2 separate regions of the Homo sapiens genome follow, and region 2 is linked to region 1. The links are chromatin loops, found by intact Hi-C in ENCODE. Cell type or tissue: IMR-90. All regions are shown on one strand.

What was found. Hi-C counts contacts between places; a loop is a spot of excess contacts. Peaks named below come from ENCODE experiments on the same cell type or tissue, not always from the same donor. Only the 100,000 strongest peaks of a DNase experiment are listed, where the experiment ranks them.
Region 2: it touches region 1 in a loop (9-fold over the local background); 2 of 110 quality-filtered maps call a loop at or near these places.

What each region holds. Positions count from the first base shown.
Region 1 is chr3:38,342,871-38,350,870 of GRCh38, reverse strand. XYLB (xylulokinase) reads right to left here and starts at 4,086. Exons shown (of 19, transcript NM_005108.4): 1 at 3,946-4,086; 2 at 2,239-2,321. The coding sequence starts at 4,002. RefSeq lists enhancers at 2,646-3,477, 3,478-4,309 and silencers at 3,610-3,669, 3,680-3,919. In IMR-90, CTCF peaks have their summits at 4,160 and 6,842 (motif pointing right); a DNase peak (open chromatin) is centred at 4,110; H3K4me3 peaks cover 946 bases; H3K27ac peaks cover 388 bases.
Region 2 is chr3:38,841,065-38,849,064 of GRCh38, reverse strand. SCN11A (sodium voltage-gated channel alpha subunit 11) reads left to right here. Exons shown (of 30, transcript NM_001349253.2): 30 at 1,323-3,301. The coding sequence ends at 2,371. Among named protein-coding and RNA genes, the nearest start is that of SCN10A, 29 kb to the right of the region's middle. In IMR-90, CTCF peaks have their summits at 4,959 (motif pointing right) and 7,865; a DNase peak (open chromatin) is centred at 4,984; H3K27me3 peaks cover 1,178 bases.

The DNA of each region.
Region 1 (8,000 bases):
TGTACCCAGCCTAAAAACATTCTTCTAAATAACCCATGAGTCAAAGAAGTCTCAAGAGAACTAAAAAATATTTTGAACGAAAAAAAATGAAACTATAACTTATCAAAATGTATGGGATGCTGCTAAGGCATCCCATAAAAAGCATTTGTGTTTACAGAGAAATTTATAGCATTAAATGCATATATTAGAAAAGAAGGTCTTAAATCAATCCTCTAAGTTTCCACTTGAGGAAACTAGGGAAAAAAGAGCAATTTAAACCTAAAGCAAGCAGAAGAAACTAAGTAATAAAAATTAGAGCACAACTTGAAGAAAACAACAGGGGAAAATCAACAAAACCAAAAGTTGAACTTTGAAAAGATCAATACAATTGATAAACCTCTAGCCAGGATAACCAAAGAAAAAAAGAGAGAAGACAAATTACCAATATCAGAAATGACCAACAGCAAGAGATCATCATTACTGGTCCCACAGATGTCATAAGGAGGATAAAGGAATATTATGAACAACACTATGGCCACACATTTGATGGCTTAGTTGAAAAGACCAATTCCTTGAAACATACCAACTACCCAAAGGCAAACATGCAAGGCCTGCAATAATAAAAAATGTGAGAAAGCAAGATGGCTTCTAACCTCGGCTCCATGGGGCCGCATTAGCTGGGGGCAAAGAGTTGGCAACACAATGTGATGGGTAATGAGAGGTGCACAAAGGGTCAGCTGGGAAGGCTTCAAAGAGGAAGTGTGTCTAAAACAGACAGGGAAGGACACTTTTACCAGGCCCTCACGAGGGTGCCTCAAAACCAGCAAGTCCACAGTGTTACGGACTGAATTGTGCCCCCTCTGCCCCTAAAACTCATATGCTGAAATCCTAACCCCGAGGGCCTTGGATTGTGATTATTTGGAGACAGGGCCTTTAAAAAGGCAATTAAGTTAAAATGAAGTCATTAGAATGGGCCTTAATCCAGTATGACTCATGTCCTTATAAGAAGATTAGGATACAGATGACAGAGACACCAAGCACTCCTGCACCGAGTGACCACCATGTGAAGACACAGCAAGAGAGTGGTCACCTGCAAGCCAAGGAGAGAGGTCCCAGAGGAGACCAATCTTCCCAGCACTTTGATTTTAGACTCCTAACGGCCAGATGTGTGAGAATATAAATTTCCGCTCTTTAACCCACCCAGTCTATGGTACCTTGTTATGGCAGCCCAAGCTGAACTCATGATCTTTCTCTCCAAAACTCATTCTTTCCCACAGTCCAACATCCACTCTGAAGGACAGCCAGAAATCCCACCCTTACATCTCACATTCAATTTTGTAACAGGACCTGTCCATTTTACTACTCAGCTCTCTCCTATCCATCATTTCATACCTGAATGACCAGCAAAAACCTCTTTAATAGTTCCCCACGTCCATTCCAGCAATGCTCCGAATCTGTTCTCCCAATGCCCCCAGAGAGATATTTTCAAAACAAAAATACAACCTGTCATTCATACCTCACCCATACCCCTACCCCTTATGGCCCTTAGTGGCTGACCATAGCTTTTAGAATAAAGACAAACTCTATACCATGGCCTATGGAGCTCTGACCAGCCTCCGCCTCTCTCTGCTCCCCAGCATCATTGGCTTTCTTCAATTGCATGAAGGAATGAACCATGCTCTTTCTTGCCACAGGGCCCTCGCACATGTTGTTCCTTCTGCCTGGAATGCTCTTCCATCACCTGGCCAACTTCCCTTCCATCGCTTGGCTAACTTCACTCACTCTGATCTCTAGCTTAAGCACCACTTCCCTAGAGACGCTCTGGGACTTCCCCTCCCAAGTCTGAGTCACATTCCTTTATAATAAGCACTTGGAGAAGTGAGTTCCTTTCCTTCAGAGGCCTTCTCAGAGTTTATAATGAAACACTCTTTTGTGAGATTCTTTGTTTGATACCAGTCTCCACTACTCAGTGGGAAGCTCTGGGAGAGCTTTCTCTTTTTGTTTCGCCATCAGGTCCTAGCACCTGGCACAAAGTAGGTCTCAACTGATGCTTACTTCATGAATGGATGAATGGAATTAGGAAGAAATGGGGGAGATGGCACTCTAGGTATAGGAAAAAAAGATGCTTGAAAGGTCTGCCGAGACCACCACTCCTGTATTTGGCAAAGCCTCAACAGTGCGGTCTGCGAATACAAAAGTTTGCGGGAGGACCCCAAAACCAACACCCCCATCACACACACATGCACATCAAGTACATACCCAAATTCTGGAAGATCTCTGTCAAAATGCACACTTTCCTCATAGAAGACATTCAACTCTGCATCAACAGCAACAACCTTTACCTGAAAGGCATTTTAAAAAAGGAAGTGTAGAATTTTCCTCAGCTTCTACACTGGTCCAGGGGGTACTAACGTCACCAGATGAGGCCCCACACCCTAGGAGCAGTTCAACCTAGAGACCTCCTTGAAGGCAGGGCTGCCTCACCGTAATCGTGGTAACAGAGGACTCATCTGGGGTAACACTCAAAGATTTAGTAAAATGAAGAAACTGAGGCTAAGTAGGAACACCCACATGTCTCAAGGAATCTTTGTTCCCCAAATAGCCAAAGCCAAGACCCTCTAGAGGAAGATGTTCACAGATGAGTTGGTTCGTGCACCTGACAAGGAGGCGGGAGAAAGTGCCAGAGAGGAAGGAATGGGAAGCAAGGTTTGGAGGCATCTCTGGGGATCCATGTCTGCAGAGGCCTGAGACCAGGCAAGGCCATGGGCTATTCTCACAGGCCATGATTGTGGTCCAGAGACATTAATGTCCCACTGAAGCAATCTCCAAGCTTGGGAGTATAACTCCTTTCCTGGACAGATGGGAAAACTGAGGTCCAGCAAGGCAACTCGAGTCATCCAGAGTCCCACAGGACGTTCCCCCAAGGACTGGCCAGAGGCCTGCCTCCCTTGACCCATTCGAGAAGAGGGGTTTGACTGCAACTGTGTATATTTCCCAAGTACTTTAAAGGAAAAGGTGCCCCCGGTCACCCCATGCCCTCTTTGAAGGCAAATTTTGATTTGCTTGCCTGTCTGCAGGGCGTTGGCAGCAGCACACTGCTCCTCTGGCCAGCAGTCCTGGGTGCACAGACCAGGCAAGCTGGTGTCAACGAAGGGCGGTCACAGGGTAAAGTCCACTTGTACACTATGCATTTCACTTTTTTCTTTTTTTTTTTTTGAGACAGGGTCCCGTTCTGTCGCCCAGGCTGGAGACCGGTGACGCCATCTTAGCTCACTGCAATCTCCACCTCCTGGGCTCAAGCGATCCGCTTCAGCCTCCAGAAAAACTGGGACTACAGGTGTGCTCCACCATGCCCGGCTAATTTTTGTATTTTCTGGTAGAGACCGGGGTTTCTCCATATTGCCCAGGCTGGTCTCGAACTCCTGGGCTCAAGCGATCCACTCGCCTCGGCCTCCCAAAGTGCTGGGATTACCGGCAAGAGCCACCAGGCCTGGGCCATTTCAATTTTTAAAAAAAGGTTTTGGGCTATAATCTGCTTCCAGGTCACTGGTTGTGCATGTGCGCAGGGCTACCCGCCTGTCTGTTCCCCTGCCTTACAGTAGCTGACTTCCTTCGGATCCCCGTCACTGGGTGCCCAGAACAGCGCAGGAACCCGCCGAGTCCTCCGGCCCCTCTGGGCACCGGGGGTCCTGCCGAGGAGCGCCTGCAGTTTCCTGGGGTAGCTGGGTCCAGGCGGGGTCGAGGCCGCATCTTGCGAGCGGGTGGCATTGGCAGGGCATCTCCGGGCGAGGGCACCGGCGCCCCACGGCCGCGCGCAGGGCAGGGGCGCGGGGGCCCCGGGAAGCCCGAGAGGTAGGCGCGCCCGCGGCCGGGCCCATGTTTTCCCGCGTCCGGGTGACAGCCCGCCCCCTACCCCCACCGAAGCGGAGGAGGCGGCCCCGTGGCCCTGCGGCCAGGCGACTGTACCTGCTGCGTGCTGAAGTCCCAGCCCAGGCAGCAGCGGCGAGGGGCGTGCTCCGCCATGGCCTTTCGGGTAAGGCTGCGCGTCCGTCAGTCCGTCCGTCCGCCACGCGGCGTGATAGTCGCCGCGCTCCAGCGCCCAGAGACGCAGGGGCCCGCCCCTAGCTCCGCCCGGCCGGACTGTGGACCGGAGTCACGAGGCGGGCTTGCGCTCTGGCGCCGCCTGCGGGGCTACGCGAGCCGGGACCGCGTCCTGTGCAATCGACGGTGCCCCCACGCAGCCCGCTTTCCTTCGAAGCGCACCCCCTCTGGTTCTCCCCATCTTCATCTTATGTCTTCATGGGCCGTGCCCTGACACCGCCTGGCTTCCCTTAGAGGACGCCTGGGCCAGAGGTTTCAGCTATAAGCCGGCTTGTCTTTCAGAGGGAGCCTGCCTGTCCTTCTGGAGGCCCTGGGCCTGCCGTCCTCTGTGGCTGTATCTTGGCACTGGAGCAGCTGTCCACCCATGGTGGTGACTCAGGGGCCACAGGGAAATGGGCCCTGGGGTTGGAAGCACTGAGTCCTGACAAGCCCTATCCAGATCCAGCAAATCTGAATGGTTCCCAGTGTGTCACATCCCACCTGTGTATTTAAACTCAGCGGCTCCTGATGCCCCCACGGGGAGACACTCCTTCCTGGAGTCAATTGGTATTGATGGTCTAATGTGTGCCAGGCATGGTAAAGGGGAATGAGAACCAGAGTCAGACCCACTCCTTTTATTCATGGAGCTGAGGGCGCCTGTCCCACCAGCTACATCCTTCCCGTCCCTAAGACTAACTGCTTTCCAGAATTCCTCCCCAAACCCAGCATGTGAGAGGCTCCTCCTACGAACTTCCCAGCCCACCAGTGCCCTTTTCATGCACTTGCAATGGTCTGTCTCCCTTGCTGAACTTGAGCTGCTTGGAGTCTACATGGGATCCTCTTCACTGCTAGAACAAGAAGGGGCCAACATACTTGTCCTCCAAGACATTCACAGCTTATTGGGGACTCAGCCCCTCCAGCAGTCACCACCTGTGACAATAGACAAATACTGGATACTAGCTAGATCAGAAACAATTATGCAACCTGCTGAGCACATTTAATCGTCACAATGATGCTGGGAAGTAGGTACTATTATCTCCACTTTTAAAAAATTTTAAATAAAGGTATCTAAGTATCTAATCTAATTAAGATTAGATTACTGCATTTTAATCTAATCTTAACTGCTTGATGACTTTTTTTTTTTTTTTTGACAGAGTTTCACTCCTGTCACCCAGGCTGGAGTGCAGTGGCGTGATCTCCGGTCACTGCAACCTCCACCTCCCTGGTTCAACTGATTCTTCTGCCTCAGCCTCCCATGTAGCTGGGATTACAGGCGCACACCACCGCACCCAGCTAATTTTTTTTTTTTTTTGAAACGGAGTTTCACTCTTGTTGCCCAGGCTGGAGTGCAATGGCGTGATTTCAGCTCATTGAAACCTCTGCCTTCTGGGTTCAAGTGATTCTCCTGCCTCAGCCTCCCGAGTAGCTGAGATTACAGGCATCCGCCACCACGCCCAGCTAATTTTGTATTTTTAGTAGAGACGAGGTTTCTCCATGTTTGTTAGGCTGGTCTTGAACTCCCGACCTCAGGTGTTCCGCCTGCCTCATCCTCTCAAAGTGCTGGGATTACAAGCGTGAGCCACTGCGTATGGCTCTAATTTTGTATTTTTAGTAGAGATGGGGTTTCACCATGTTGGTCAGGCTGGTCTCAAACTCCGACCTCATGTGATCCACCTGCCTCAGCCTCCCAAAGTGCTGGGATTACAGGCGTGAGTCACCGTGCCTGGCCAATGACTTTTTAAAAATGTATGTATATACCCATATAAACACTGAGATCAAAACAGAACATTTCCACCACTCCAGAAGTTTCCTTCATGACCCTTCCTAAACTCCCAAGGCAATCACTATTCTGATGTCTACCAGTATAAACTCACTTTGAACTTCGTATAACTTACCATCTTCATTTTACAGAGTGAGAAACTGAGGTGTAGAGAAGTTAGTTAACGTGGCCTAATGAAACTGCCATTGCAAAATTATAACTGAGACAGTGAAAGAGATCTGACTTAACCAATTCCATCTTGCTTCTAGCCTCCAAGCTGTCATTGCTTATTCATGGGCATAGGCAGAACTAACTTTGGGAGGAACTTACTTTATAGTTTAAAACAAAGATGATAACAGCTCTTTCCCAAAACAAATCTCCTTCTTGCCTGTGACTAGACTGCCTTTGTAGGACTAACAAATTAGCCACAAGATTAGAAATTAAGGTTTAGGAGTCATGCAGCTGGAGACTACAAGATTCTGACCATCACCAAATTGCTCCTGGGGATAACATCACTATTGTAAAACCTAAGATCAGTGCTTGAGATATTTTAGAGACCCTGCACTTGATGGATCAGCTGGTACCACCCAGCTCCATAAACTGGCTCATCTGATCTTGTGGCCCCCACCCAGGAACTGACTCAGCACAAGAAGATAGCTTCAAATTCCTATGAGTTCATTTCCGACCCAACCAATCAGCACTCCCAACTCACTGGCCTCCACCCACCCACCAAATTATTCTTAAAAACTCTGATTCCCAAATGCTCTGGGAGACTGATTTGAGTAATAATAAAACTCTGGTCTCCTACACAGCTGGCTCTGTGTGAATTACTCATTCTCTATTGCAGTCCCCCTGTCTTGATAAATTGGCTCTGTCTAGGCAGTGGGCAAGGTGAACCTGTCGGGTGGTTATACATCCTTTGCTCAGATCATTGGAACACTCCTTCTTTTGTACAGAATGAGGTGTTGTCCAATTCTAGAATCACAGATAAAATCCATTTAGGATCTTTAAATTTGTTGTAATTTTGTCTTTTGACAGCAGATGTCAGCTCCCAATAAGAGTGGGTTAGTTTGCACAGAAAGGGCTCAGAGTGGACAGATGAACCCACATAGGGAGCTGTGAAGGCTATCAAAGACACAGAAAGAGATCATGAGAGAGGTGTAATGGTGGAATTCACTAGACCGAGCTTGTCCAACCTGCAGCCCATGGGCTGCATGTGGCCCAGGATGGCTTTGAATGCAGCTCAACACAAATCAGTAAACTTTCTTAAAATATTATAAGATTTTGGGGTTTTCTAGATATACAATCATGTCGTCTGCAAACAGGGACAATTTGACTTCCTCTTTTCCTAATTGAATACCCTTCTCCTGCCTAATTGCCCTGGCCAGAACTTCCAACACTATGTTGAATAGGAGTGGTGAGAGAGGGCATCCCTGTCTTGTGCCAGTGTTCAAAGGGAATGCTTCCAGTTTTTGCCCATTCAGTATGATATTGGCTGTGGGTTTGTCATAGATAGCTCTTATTATTTTGAAATACGTCCCATCAATACCTAATTTATTGAGAGTTTTTAGCATGAAGGGTTGTTGAATTTTGTCAAAGGCCTTTTCTGCATCTATTGAGATAATCACGTGGTTTTTGTCTTTGGTTCTGTTTATATGCTGGATTACATTAATTGATTTGCATATATTGAACCAGCCTTGCATCCCAGGGATGAAGCCCACTTGATCATGGTGGATAAGCTTTTTGATGTGCTGCTGGATTCGGTTTGCCAGTATTGTCTCAGCCCAAAATCTCCTTAAGCTGATAAGCAACTTCAGCAAAGTCTCAGGATACAAAATCAATGTACAAAAATCACAAGCATTCTTATACACCAACAACAGACAAACAGAGAGCCAAATCATGAGTGAACTCCCATTCACAATTGCTTCAAAGAGAATAAAATACCTAGGAATCCAACTTACAAGGGATGTGAAGGACCTCTTCAAGGAGAACTACAAACCACTGCTCAAGGAAATAAAAGAGGATACAAACAAATGGAAGAACATTCCATGCTCATGGGTAGGAAGAATCAATATCATGAAAATGGCCATACTGTCCAAGGTAATTTATAGATTCAATGCCATCCCCATCAAGCTACCAATGACTTTCTTCACAGAATTGGAAAAAACTACTTTAAAGTTCA
Region 2 (8,000 bases), 500 kb before region 1:
GTATGGCATTTGCCCCAGTGGATGAGAAAATCTACATATTAAGCCAAATAATACTCAGCGGTAGGATTAATCCATATATTAATCCTACTTACTAATGTGGACAGAGTTTTATATGCCTTTGCCAATATTTCTGCCGTCCAACGCTTTAGCCTCAGTACTTTTCCAAGCTCTTTCCTAAGTTTTTGGAGAAATGCAAAATGAGTGTGAGTTGAAATGAATCTCTCTCTAGGAGTTAACAATCTAGTTGAGGTATTACGGCTTACTCGTCTTAAAGTGCCAAAAAAAGATAGGGAAATTAATTGAACACCAAATCACATGGTGCAAAGCAGAAATGAGCTCAGAGAAAGAACAGATTACTATGGGCTTGATCAGCCCAAGAAATATTCATAGAGGAGGTAGATCTTAAATGATGGGCCTCCTCCAGTTGTTGCTGAATTGGCACTTAAGAAACTTTACATCTTTCCAGGGTTGACTTTCCAATTAAAGTATGAATTAAACTTCTTTGGCACAATTGGGTAGTCAGTGAAGTATATAATCAACTAGTTCTCTTTAGTCATTAGGTGACAGCAGAGCATTCTGCTGCCCATGAACCCTAATAGACCCCTAGTGACCTTACAGGACACTCAAGGTCATTAGGGGTCATGGGCACTCAAATACTGCCCATGACCCCTAACAACCCTAGAAGACTCTCAAAGCAAGAACAAGGCCATGTCTACACAAGACAAGCATGTTCCAACCATTCTATAATGTTTAGGCCAAAATGTGAATTGTCTTAAATCCTTGTATCACTTGCCTGCAGAGCAGGCAGGGCGACATTTTAGGTCAAATATTCAGCTGTTTGATCAAACCTCTGAAATGACATTTATGGGGTTTGCAGCAACAGAGAAAGTATCTCCAAATTGTGTCCCTTCAGCTTTTTGAGTTTGGATCTCAGAAGTCCTTGGAATGAGGATGACAATTATGAAAGATCCATGGGCAGCTTCAGCCTAAAGGTGAGCATTCCAATGCTACCATTTCCCTCTAGCCCTACAGACATTGTGGCTCTTTCAGCAGATAAGCTGTCCTCACTTGTAGTAGGGCTGTATTTAAATTCTTCTACACACAAATGTAGAAGAACTGTATGGCCCTTGGAAACTATTTTCCAAATTAAGACACAGATAGGTATTTTCCCTGATAGTGGTAAAAGAAATTCTTAGTTTTGTACATAAGCTACAAAGTATTGATAAAAAGTTGGCCCCCATAGGATTCTGAGGCAGGAGACAGGCTGGATCTGAAACCAGTGTGCCTTCTGGAAACTTATTTACTTTTCTCCTTCTCCTGAGGTACAATGATTTCTACCTTGGAAAATCAGGAGCACATTCCTTTCCCTCCGACGCTCTTCAGAATTGTCCGCTTGGCTCGGATTGGCCGAATCCTGAGGCTTGTCCGGGCTGCACGAGGAATCAGGACTCTCCTCTTTGCTCTGATGATGTCGCTTCCTTCTCTGTTCAACATTGGTCTTCTACTCTTTCTGATTATGTTTATCTATGCCATTCTGGGTATGAACTGGTTTTCCAAAGTGAATCCAGAGTCTGGAATCGATGACATATTCAACTTCAAGACTTTTGCCAGCAGCATGCTCTGTCTCTTCCAGATAAGCACATCAGCAGGTTGGGATTCCCTGCTCAGCCCCATGCTGCGATCAAAAGAATCATGTAACTCTTCCTCAGAAAACTGCCACCTCCCTGGCATAGCCACATCCTACTTTGTCAGTTACATTATCATCTCCTTTCTCATTGTTGTCAACATGTACATTGCTGTGATTTTAGAGAACTTCAATACAGCCACTGAAGAAAGTGAGGACCCTTTGGGTGAAGATGACTTTGACATATTTTATGAAGTGTGGGAAAAGTTTGACCCAGAAGCAACACAATTTATCAAATATTCTGCCCTTTCTGACTTTGCTGATGCCTTGCCTGAGCCTTTGCGTGTCGCAAAGCCAAATAAATATCAATTTCTAGTAATGGACTTGCCCATGGTGAGTGAAGATCGCCTCCACTGCATGGATATTCTTTTCGCCTTCACCGCTAGGGTACTCGGTGGCTCTGATGGCCTAGATAGTATGAAAGCAATGATGGAAGAGAAGTTCATGGAAGCCAATCCTCTCAAGAAGTTGTATGAACCCATAGTCACCACCACCAAGAGAAAGGAAGAGGAAAGAGGTGCTGCTATTATTCAAAAGGCCTTTCGAAAGTACATGATGAAGGTGACCAAGGGTGACCAAGGTGACCAAAATGACTTGGAAAACGGGCCTCATTCACCACTCCAGACTCTTTGCAATGGAGACTTGTCTAGCTTTGGGGTGGCCAAGGGCAAGGTCCACTGTGACTGAGCCCTCACCTCCACGCCTACCTCATAGCTTCACAGCCTTGCCTTCAGCCTCTGAGCTCCAGGGGTCAGCAGCTTAGTGTATCAACAGGGAGTGGATTCACCAAATTAGCCATTCCATTTTCTTTTCTGGCTAAAATAAATGATATTTCAATTTCATTTTAAATAATACTTACAGAGATATAAGATAAGGCTACTTGACAACCAGTGGTACTATTATAATAAGGAAGAAGACACCAGGAAGGACTGTAAAAGGACATACCAATTTTAGGATTGAAATAGTTCAGGCCGGGCGCAGTGGCTCATGCCTGTAATCCCAGCACTTTGAGAGGCCAAGGCAGGTGGATCACGAGGTCAAGAGATCGAGACCATCCTGGCCAACATGATGAAACTCCGTCTCTACTAAAAATACAAAAATTAGCTGGGCATGGTGGCGTGCGCCTGTAGTCCCAGCTACTTGGGAGGCTGAGGCAGGAGAATCGCTTAAACCTGGGAGACGGAGGTTGCAGTGAGCCAAGATCGTGCCACTGCACTCCAGCCTGGTGACAGAGTGAGACTCTGTTTCAAAAAAGAAAAGAAAAGAAACATGGTTCAAATTATATCTAAACAAAAAAGAATAAGAAACAAAAAACACATTAAAATTTTAAGTTGTATTTTCTATGTTTCTAGATACATCATTTTTGTTTGATATTTTCCTGATGCAAGTATGTGGTTTATCACATGTAGCTCTTTTGCATGCTAAATGAAAATTCAAAACTTGCCAATAAATGAATAGCTTATTGCAGACATTTTTTACCAACATTAATTATTTTGGGTTTGTTTAAAACCTAGAGGCACAATCTTGACTTGTCAATTACTACCCTTTCACAAGCTACCATCTCAGATATATATATATATATAAATTCAATAAAGCTTTCTGTTTGTGTTCCTTTCAGGTAGTACACTAATATTCCCCTTTTGTTCAGTGGTTGTGTGAGTAGTGGTTTAAATGTGGTGCTTTGCTTGCAATTAAAGACTAGAACCAGTGGTGTATCTGACAAGTGTTTAACAACTGACTGTTCAGGAAAAAGAAAGCCATGCTTTATAGCATTCACTAATCTCTGTGGTGTGAGTACTCCCATTATGGCTGATTTCAAGCTATCAACATGTTACTGGACGTGGAGTTGAGAAGAGATGCTCATAATAAGTTCTTGAGAGCTGGCTCAAGCTGACTGCAGCACATCACTTGCTGAAACTGAAAAGAGAGCCCCACTTGGCTGGTTAAGATATTTGCAGTGGGCACCTTGGACAGAGAGAGTACCCTCTTAGCAACACGTGGGGCACGGGGTGAGAGATCCATAGACATACTGCTTAACCAGTGATCTTAGCCATTTGATGAGCCCTATTTACAGTTTTGGCTGAATGTCTGTTTCAAAGAAACACCCAGACCTATCAAAAGGGCTTGGGAGCAGGAGGAGCCCAGGAGTTCCCTAAAAACTGGAGATGCCAAGAGGTCAAACAGGCATTAGGCTTTCAGTCCCCCAAAAGGCTGGGCGAGGGGCAAAGAACCTACATTGTGATCATTGAGGAGTGGAGGAAAACCTCATAGAGATAGCCCTGGAACCCTGTATCTCAGACAGGTGAGAAGAACTGATGTGTCTGTCAGCAGCCTGGAGTCTGAGGTCGGGCCCTCTGACCTGCCCCACACTGCCCAGCAAAGGGAATGGCAGCACTGGATCCTGTGGTGGGCTGAGAGGTGATTATTTTCAGTGTGTAAGATCTTACCATGACTTGATGTATTCATTTCAAGGGCCTGAGTTTTGTAGGCAGCCTTGTGCTCTGAAGCATTGGTAAAAATAGTGATAATATCATTATCTAATATTTATTTAGTGGTTTCTGTGCATCAGGCACTGGCTAAGCATTTGTCATGAATGATCTCTTTTGTACCTCGTACCAACCCAATGAGGAAGATATACCCCATTTAAAAAGGAGAAAACTGAGGCTCAGAGAAGTTGAGTGACCTGCATACAGTCATGCACCTGGTGGAGCCCGAGCCTGTGTGCCATGATGGGAAGGGGAAGTGGGTGGGCTCAGGACCAGGGAAGCTTTGAGATGGGCTACCAGGGCTCCTGTGCAGGACTGGGAGGGCCTTGTGGAAATCACTAGTTACAAAGTCATGGCCACATTCTCCTTGAGGTACTGGAAGTAACCTATGGCTCCTTTAAAAGAAGCTCTGATTATGAACCTTAGGTGTTTTATAGATTCCCTATCAAGTTTCTAAAAAAAAAAAAAAGATGGCTCGTCATCATTTCAAGAAGGGTACCTTTTGGCTAGAGGTAGGGGGAGGATCTGGAAGGACATGGTCTTGCCCATTCCAGACTGCCATGCAGGAGCTTGAATGTGATCTGTTTTGTATAGAAGCTTCACCCTCAGAATATGTGGAACAAAATAAAAATAATAATAAAACAGGCTTCACCCTCCTCCCTTCCATGCACACCTGTATACCCTGACATGCTTCTGTTTAACCAGGGCTGGTTTCCAGGGGCCACCTCCTAGGGAGAAAACAAGATCTGCTTAGCTTTATCAAAAGGTTGGACCACTCTACCTTCACTAGATGGCAGCAAATGTCCAACATGTTCTTTTCGGAGAGGGCTGCACATCATCTGTACACAGGCCTGGCACTTAGAAAGCCATAGGGTTGAAGGGAGAAGAGCCCAGGCAGGATATGGTGAATTATCTAAACCCTGGATGGGTGATAGAAAGCTCATAGTAATATCCCTAGAAATATTGCTCACTGCGAGAGGATCCAGGACACCCTCAGGAGGCAGAGATGTTGGTGTGAGCTCTGTTTCCCTGGGACATACTGAGTTTCCACTGCAAACAGCCCTCCAGGCACATGAATCCAGTCCCCTTATTCTCTGAGTTTTCTTTACTCTAGGTAGATCAGCCCCCGTGCAATTCATCTGGCAGACATGTTCCAAGGATGAATGCAGTGTATTTTGTGTAAACTGCTTCTAACCAAATAGACTATAGGACTATAGTCTCAAGAGCATATTTGCTCTTTGGCAGGAGAATTGGATGAGTGTCCATGCAATAATAATGCAATACAACATAACAAGTGTAATAAACCAGAAACATGCCTCTGCTCTGAGGACATGAATGAAGCAAGCTCACAGAAAGACCTCCTGAGAGAGGAGCATCTGAGATGGATGCGCTTGACAGGTATGTAGGATTTTGACAGGTGAACCTGGTTTTGGAGGGTGTTTGAAGTCGGGGAGACAGTACAGGCAGCTCAATGGCAACTAGAAAGTGTGAGGAAGTATGAATTACCCAACTGACTGGACATGGAGTATAGGGAGTGGAGCAGCAGCAACTGAATCTTAGACACAGACATTTGTGGAGAGCCTCAAATGCCAGAGTGAGGAGTTCTAGCGTATTTTGATAATAAGAAGGCATTGAAGGTGTTTTAGCAGGGAAGAAAAATAACTGGATAGAATGTGCAAGGTGGAATGGAGAAAAACAAGGTCTGATCCTGGTAGGGAAGAGGCACTGAGCCAGGAAGGAGGTGAGGGCAATGCGGTGTGATTCCAAGATGCTTGTGCCAGCTGCCTGACCATGAGGGAGGACAAGATAGATGACAGTAAAGGGTACTAAGTTAATAGCATAGGAGGAGCAAGGGTTGGAGTTTGTTTGTTTGTTTTAATGGCTGAGGAAGAACATCTAAAATGTAATTCAATTTTAAATATTTTGAAAGTTTAAGATGTCAGGTCTAACTGACAATGCCCAGCCAAGACTTGAACTTGAGGACAAGGTGTGGACAGGAGTCTTCGGTGCAAAGGTGATGTCTGAAACCCCAGGAGCAGACATCATGGGAGAGAGAGAGTACACCCAGCTCTAGAAGCAGGCAAGGGACTTGCCCTGAGGGTATGTTTTCAGGGAATGAAGGTGAAGAGGAGTGAGACAGTTCAGAGAAGAATGTGGGGTAGTAGGTGACAGTAAATACCATGACATGTAATGTGAGAACAGAGCAGGCTTCCTTGGAGAAATTGGGTCAACAAGATGAGATACACAGTCCCACCTTTTCATCCCTTCCACCAAGCAGCATGCAGGATCCAGGAAAGAATCCCACCCCTTATTGCTCTACCTTTTTATAGGGCGAAGATGAGAGCTTGCCTTATAAACAATTGGGCCAGGGAGCCAGCTATTCCAGGGAGCAGTCTTGGAATGTCAGTTTCTAACACCCAATGCCCTTGGGGATCCGAAATCCTGTATAGCTACTCCTGCTCAAGGAGGGTAAGCCACTGATTCCAGATTGCTTGTTGCCTGGCAACCCAGATAGAACCTCCGGGGTCATTGAATGGGCAATCCTGTCCCTTGATACACAAGGAGTAATCAAAGTAGCACTGAGAAAACAAGAGCTAACATTTATTGAGCACTTACTCTGGGCCAGGTAACCACTTTACCAGCCTTACCTCTTCACAATATCTCTATTAGGTAGAAACTATTTGTAACCTTCATTATACAGATGAGGAAACTAAGGCATGTAGAGGAAATAAGAGGCTTCTTCGAGAGCCAGTAAGAGGTTTTGTCAGGATTCAAACCCAAGCATTCTGGCTCTAGGTCTCAAGCTATCAACCACTATACTGCACTGCCTCTCAGACAAAAAGAGACAATGTGCTTGATGTTAAACAGAAGGTACAGGGTTTTCTTGCTAGTGTCTGTGAACCTTTTGCATCCATTTCTTTTTCTCTCAAAGTAATGCATGTTTTTAAAGTTGTCTTTACAATGTGGAAACTCACACTGGGGAGATGCTGTGCTCCCTCTCCAAATTTAATATACTCAGTTCTGTAGATGTATTTGGTCCCCTAATATTTTGACAGAGCTTCCATCCTTTTTCTATTCTCTCCCTTCTTCAGGCAATCTATGGTTAATCTATCTCTTCTAAATATGGTTAATCTATCTCTTCTAAAACCAGGTGCCCAGGTTTTAGAAGAGCAGGGAGCAATGGAACATCTTTTCCTTTTGGACAATAGACTTCTATTAATGTAGACTACAACTGTACTAGTCTGACTGTAGTGCTACCAAGAGGTATCCTGGGGGTACTAATTTAGCTTCCTTTAATCTGCACCAATCCCCCAATTCAAGATACTCTGAATGAGCATACAGGCTAAGTAAAAACACTGTGTCATTGGTGCCAGTGCAGCTTCAAGTTCCCCTGCCCCCTTTCCATACTCTAAGTTCTTCCTATATTTTAAGTATAGGAGGTATATTGGAGCTATAGGACTATAGGAAATATACCTGGAGCCAAATCATGCTGATGGCTCATATTCTATTGATTCATGAGCCCTAGTTAGACTTCTACGCAGTTTTTCTCCTAAATTAATGTTTTAAAGAGCAATACTTGAAAAAAAAATTGCTTTGGATCTAAGTGAAGGTCTCAGTAATGTTCTGGATCATCCATTTTCACATTGAAGTTTGAAAAGAGAGGTTTCTACTATTCCATGGGAGGGCACCAAAGCCTCAAGGGATGGACCACTAATCAGGGGAGACATCAAGTGAGGGAAACGCCCTGCCTGGAGTTGGGAGTGACCACTCCAGGACTGAGTGAAAATATAAAAAGGTATAGGAGACTTGAACAAAACTATCAGCCAACT